2 separate regions of the Homo sapiens genome follow, and region 2 is linked to region 1. Evidence: read pairs that join two places in POLR2A ChIA-PET (ENCODE). Cell type or tissue: B cell. All regions are shown on one strand. Each heading gives the region's core, and the rest is flanking DNA. Links, peaks and the distances in the headings are about the cores only.

What was found. ChIA-PET counts read pairs that join two places held together with the same protein. Peaks named below come from ENCODE experiments on the same cell type or tissue, not always from the same donor. Only the 100,000 strongest peaks of a DNase experiment are listed, where the experiment ranks them.
Region 2: POLR2A ChIA-PET joins it to region 1 with 8 read pairs; 7 of 35 experiments call an interaction of 5 or more read pairs at or near these places.

Annotation. Positions count from the first base shown.
Region 1 is chrX:129,771,425-129,774,340 of GRCh38, reverse strand. No RefSeq gene overlaps it. Among named protein-coding and RNA genes, the nearest start is that of SASH3, 7.1 kb to the left of the region's middle. RefSeq lists an enhancer at 894-1,193. In B cell, for the core only: no CTCF peak of the experiment used is centred there; DNase peaks (open chromatin) are centred at 290, 470 and 1,280; H3K4me3 peaks cover 119 bases; H3K27ac peaks cover 2,500 bases.
Region 2 is chrX:129,831,446-129,834,361 of GRCh38, reverse strand. All of the region lies in intron 3 of ZDHHC9 (zDHHC palmitoyltransferase 9), which reads left to right. Among named protein-coding and RNA genes, the nearest start is that of ZDHHC9, 11 kb to the left of the region's middle. In B cell, for the core only: no CTCF peak of the experiment used is centred there; no DNase peak of the experiment used is centred there.

The sequences.
Region 1 (2,916 bases), core at 91-2,590:
CTGAACTCGTGATAAGGTCTTGGTTTTAAAACAAAACAAAACAAAAAACACCTGCTGGTAGCTCTGTCAATTACCATCAGAAGAGGAGGCTGGACTTTGGTGCTCAGATTAAAACACACTCATGACTCACTGGTGGGGGGGTGCACTTTCTATGGGGGACAAGTAGGGGCTGGGCTACTCTGCATAAATCTCTGTCCCAAGGTTACAAGGACAAACCTCTCTGATCAGTGGGCCCCTCCCCCATGGGGACAATTGTCCAGGGCTCCAGGGAAGAGGAGGAACAGAACACCTCTCAGAAATGGAGTCAGGTTGTCCTGATTGGATTCAGATTGTTGTATGGTCACCTACTGGCTGCATAACCTTGGGCAAGTGACCTCACCTGCAATGAGCCTTAGTGAAGATGGTAACAGTGATAATGTGGGCCTTTCTTGTGGGTGTGTGTGACTAGGGTTACTACTCAGGTGACATGCATAGAGGGAGTGCTCTCAGCCCAGTGCCCCAGCTAGTGGAAAGTGCTGGGTACCTGGTGAGTGACTCCACATCAGTTCACTTCAGACTCCACCTGGAGTTTCTCCCCTTGCTAAATCCAGGAAGGCCTTGGTGACCGTTAGGAGCTGCCGCTTTCTCCCTTAGTGTCCCCTTGGAATCTTCTTCTTCTTCTTTTTTTTTTTTTTGAGACAGAGTCTCACTCTGTGGCCCAGGCTGGAGTGCAGTGGCAAGATCTCGGCTCACTGCAGCCTTCGCCTCCCAGATTCTCCTGTCTCAGCCTCCCGAGTAGCTGGGATTACAGGCGCCTGCCACCACACCCAGCTAATTTTTTGTATTTTTAGTAGAGACAGGGTTTCACCATGTTGCCGACCATGTTGCCAAACCAGGCTGGTCTCGAACCCCTGACCTCAGGTGATCCACCCACCTTGGCCTCCTAAAGAGCTGGGATTATAGGCGTGAGCCACCATGCCCGGCCTGGCACCTGCTTCTATGTCTCTTGAGGTCCGCATCTGAATCTCTGCTACGTGACCCTGTGGCCCATATCCTATGTCTCCACCTTGTCAAGAGTGCATCCCTCACCCCAAGTTGTTCTAGAACACAAGAGGTGTGACAAACAAGAGGGCCTGAAGCTGCCTGGGACCCGCTGGGAGAGAAACCAGCTTTTCAGCTTCGTGGACTTGCCACGGACCACTGGGGCTTTCTCAACCACCCATCCTACCCGACTTAAGCTGCTTGCTCAGTTCCTGTTTCACAAAGAAACAAGGAAGTGAAGAGATGGGCCGGCCTCTGGGCAAAGGCTAGCTGGCTTGGGGTTTGGGGAGCACCTCCCCCTCCTGGCTGTGACGAGCCATGAGGAGCAGGGACGGACAGGGAGGAAACGGTTGCTACTGAATCTTTCGCACTTCTATATATATATATTTTTTGGTGCCAAGAGTGCCCAACCACTGATTTGAGGAAGCACCCAGTGAGTTGGTAAAATTCACTGCTGACGTGGTTTAGCTGGCTGAAGAGTAGCCAGCCCAGCCCCTTCTGAGGTCCCAACTCACACACAGCTGGAACCAGCTGACTGGCAAACCAGCAAAGGCTGAGTTAGTTATCATTTTAAAAAATGAACTATTGTCTCACACCTGTAATCCCAGCACTTTGGGAGGCCAAGGCAGGAGGATTGCTTGAGGCCAGAAATTTGAGACCAGCCTAGGCAACATAGACATCATCTCTATAAAATAAAAATTAAAAAAAAAATTAATCGGGCATGGCGGTGCATGCCTGTAGTCCTAGCTAATCAGGAGGCTGAGGCGGGAGAAGCACTTGAGCCCAGGATTTCAAGGTTACGGTGAGCTATGATGGTGCCATTGCTCTCCAGCCTGGGTGACAGAGCAAGACCCTCTCTCTAAAAAAAAAAACAAAAAACAAAAGGAGCTATTTAGATGATTTGTGTATGTACCTATCTACCTATCATCTTACCTATGCCCTTTTCTATTCAGATTTGAAGCTTGAAGGAACGTGGCTCAACACCGCCGTCACCATTGTTGTCACAGCTGTGTGACCTTCAACAGGTCTCCTTGGGCCTCAGTGGGTCATTAGAGGCAGTAAGGGAGTGACAGAAGCACACACTGAAAGCGAGAGCGGAGCCATTGTGGAGCTGAGTCAGTATGCTGCGGATTTAGTCCTTGCTCTGGCCCCACTGGACTGTGTGACCTTGGACAAGTCCCTTCCTCTTCCTGGGTTGCTGTTGAAGTTTTCCCATCTGTACACTGAAAGGACTGCACCAGGTTTTGTGTGTGTGTGTGTGTGTGTGTGTGTGTGTGTGTGTGTGTGTGTGTGTTTGGTCATGGAGCTCCTATTCAGGATTGGCTCTTGAATTTTGCGGGCCTTGTGCAAAATGAAAATGCCCGGTGCCTCTTGCTTAAAAATTATCAAGAATTTTGAGACAGTGACAGGCGAGCATTAAACCAAGCATGGGGCCCTTGTAAGCACAAAGTCTTGAGGGACTGCACAGGTCCTACACCCGTGAAGCTGGCCCTGCAACTACTTCAAGTACAATTTTACGGGAAGCCCGTCAGGGCTACTTCGTGCAGCAGCTCTGTTTTCCTCGACAGCCCCTGTGGTGTTTCTGAGGCATCTCAGGCTCCCGGGAGCATAGTTGGAAAGACGTAAATTAGATGTTTGCTCTAGAGCCTTTCTAATTTTGGCTATTTATATATAAAACTTGGGTTCCAGACCTTTTTCTTACCTACCTGCAAAGGTGAAGCTGAATTGAACTTGTGCTGGGCAAATAACAGCAATATCATTTCTTGTCTGTGTGGCTTCCTGGTTTAGAGTGCTGCCACATCCGGGTCTCATGAGCCTCTCGCTGTAACCTCACCAAGAAGGCAGCATGGGAGATTCCAGAAAGGATAACTGAAGACCAGGGAGAAGTGACTTGCC
Region 2 (2,916 bases), core at 148-2,647, 60 kb before region 1:
AATGGGTGGTTCTACATGTTTATTGTCTTCTAGAGGTAGTGTCTTAGTCTGTTCTGGCTGCTGTAAGAAACTACCATCGACTGGGTGGCTTATAAACAACAGAAATTTGTGTCTCATAGTTCTGGAGGCTGGCAAGTACAAGATCAAGATGCCTGCAGGTTTGGTGACTGATGAAGGCCTGCTTTCTGGTTCATAGATGGCTGTCTTCTCTCCCTTGCCAAAGGGGCAAGGGAGCTTGCCAGGATTTCTTTTATAAGGATGCTAATCCCATTCATGAGGGTGGAGCCTTAGGTGACCTAATCACCCCCCAAAGGCCCCACCTCCAAAATCCATCACATTGGATGTTAAGATTTCAACATATGAATTTTGCAGGGATACAGACATTCAGTAAGTAGCAGGTAGGTAGTAAGAGGACAGATGGCCATCCATATCAGGGAGGTATTATAGCAAAGGCTTATTTCTCCCATGTGTGACCAAAGAGTATCATGGGGCTCTGATCCTTGGGCCTTCTTCCTTAAAGCCATACTTACCAGCTGCTACTGGAGCAGTTTCAAGCAGCCAGCAGCTCCCCTACAGAGCTCTTCCCTGACCACTTACAGCCCTTAGAGGCTGAGTCACCATTCTAACACTTGATTATCGGTCATCTTATTCTTTAGCTGTTTCATATTTCAGTTATGTTTTCCCCAACAAAATTAACTCCTATTTCCCTTGTTCTTCATTTGTTAGTCCAACAAGTACTTGTTGGCTGACTGATTACATTGATAAAAGAACAAACAAACCAAAAAACATAGCAAGAAAGCTGTTAGGGAGACTTAGAAGCAGTGTATTGTACAGAACACCAATCCAAGCTGCCAATCCGTAAGGCATAGCTCTCTGTCTAGATTCTTACCCATTCTACTCATGAATCTCTTCTGAGTGTTTTCATGTGAATTGAAGTCTGTGTCATTATCATCATCCCTCCAGTGAACTAGCATGCTAGGGATGGGGGATGGGACACGACACATGAGCCCAGCCTGGCACTGATGGTTACTGCTGGTCAGTACCACCGTGCCGCCTGAGGGGACATGTGGGAGTCCAGTTGTCTAGTCCAGCTATGGTAGCCTGAGGACAGTCAAGAAGTCAGTAGAGGATGGTTTAAAATGATGATGTCTCTTCAGGTGGCAGAAATGAAGACTTAGTTGGGACATGGTTGCATTTATAAAATTCACAAGGGAGAAAAGGAACTCTAATCCCCAGGAAGGAGAAAGGCCTCTTGGTACTTTGAATACAGGAGAGTTCTGTTTTAAGAAGTATATGGATATTATTATTCCATGGAGTGATATAGGGAGTTTCAGAAACAATTAGCTTATATTCGTGGATGACAGATCTGACCTAGTCTTTTTTTTTTTTTTTTTTTTGAGGTGGAGTCTTGCTCTGTCACCAGGCTGGAGTGCAGTGGTGCAATCTCAGCTCACTGCAACCTCCGCCTCATGGGTTCAAGTGATTCTCCTGTCTCAGCTTCCCGAGTAAGCTGGGATTACAGGTGCATGCCACCACGTCCGGCTTATGTATTTATTTATTTATTTATTTATTTATTTTTGAGACGGAGTCTTGCACTGTCACCCAGGCTGGAGTGCAGTGGCACGATCTCCGCTCACTGCAAGCTCCACCTCCCGGGTTCACACCATTCTCCTGCCTCAGCCTCCCAAGTAGCTGGGACTACAGGCACCCACCACCACGCCTGGCTAATTTTTTGTATTTTTAGTAGAGACGGGGTTTCACTGTGTTAGCCAGGGTGGTCTTGATCTCCTGACCTTGTGATCCACCCACCTCAGCCTCCCAAAGTGCTGGGATTACAGGCGTGAGCCACTGCACCCGGCCTTATTTTTGTGTTTTTAGTAGAGATGGGGTTTTGCCATGTTGGCCAGGATGGTCTTGAACTCCTGACCTCAGATGATCCACCTGCCTTGACCTCCCAAAGTGCTGGGATTACAGGTGTGAGCGACTGTGCCTGGCTGATCTAATCTTTATCTAAGACAAATTAGTGATGTTTGAGGATACTCCTGACTTTGGAGGTCTATATTGGGAATTACCACCAAACTTTCACGTAGCTTATTCTTGTCAGAGACAGACTTCCAGCTTATAGCAATTATGGGATTAGTCTAGGGTGATATTTTTGAAGTATTTTTTAAATTGACAAATATTTTATATATATATATAAAGATATATATACAAAGATATATATGTATACAATATGATGTTTTGATACATCTATACATTTGGAATAGTTAAATCAAGCTAATTAACATATGTATTACCTTACATACTTATTTTTTTAATGGTGAGAACGCTTAAAATCTACTCTCCTAGCAATTTTCTGGTATACAATATAGTGTTATTAACCATAGTCCGCATGTTGGGCAATAGATCTCATGAACTTATTCTTCCTTACTGAAATTTTATGTCCTTTGACAAACATCTTCCCAATCCTCCCTTCCCAATACCCCCGGTGGGGGTATTTTTTATCATAACTTTTGAAGACAAACACTATGGGTTGTAGTTCACAATAGTCTTAGTGGCTGGCGCTCGAAGTTTCCCCTTACTCAGAGTAGAAAGGCCTGCTAGTCCCACATCTGGCTTCCCAGCCACACCCACTCACTAGAGACGACTGGCTGCCAATAGCCTCATCTCTGGAGGAGAACAATACAATAGGCCTGTTGTGTACTTGTTGACATACAGAGTGGATTGTTTTAGCAGGTGCAGAAGATGCTCTGTGTGGAGATTACAGAGACCTTTATCCTTGATGGCATAGCGTAATTCAAATCTAAGTTGTCCTTTGTCTGGCCTACAAGCAGGTGTTGGAACTGGACTTAGTTAAGCTCGGGTCCTTCTGTGCAGCGGGGCAGCATTAATTTAGAATTTTTTGCTGTTGCTCTA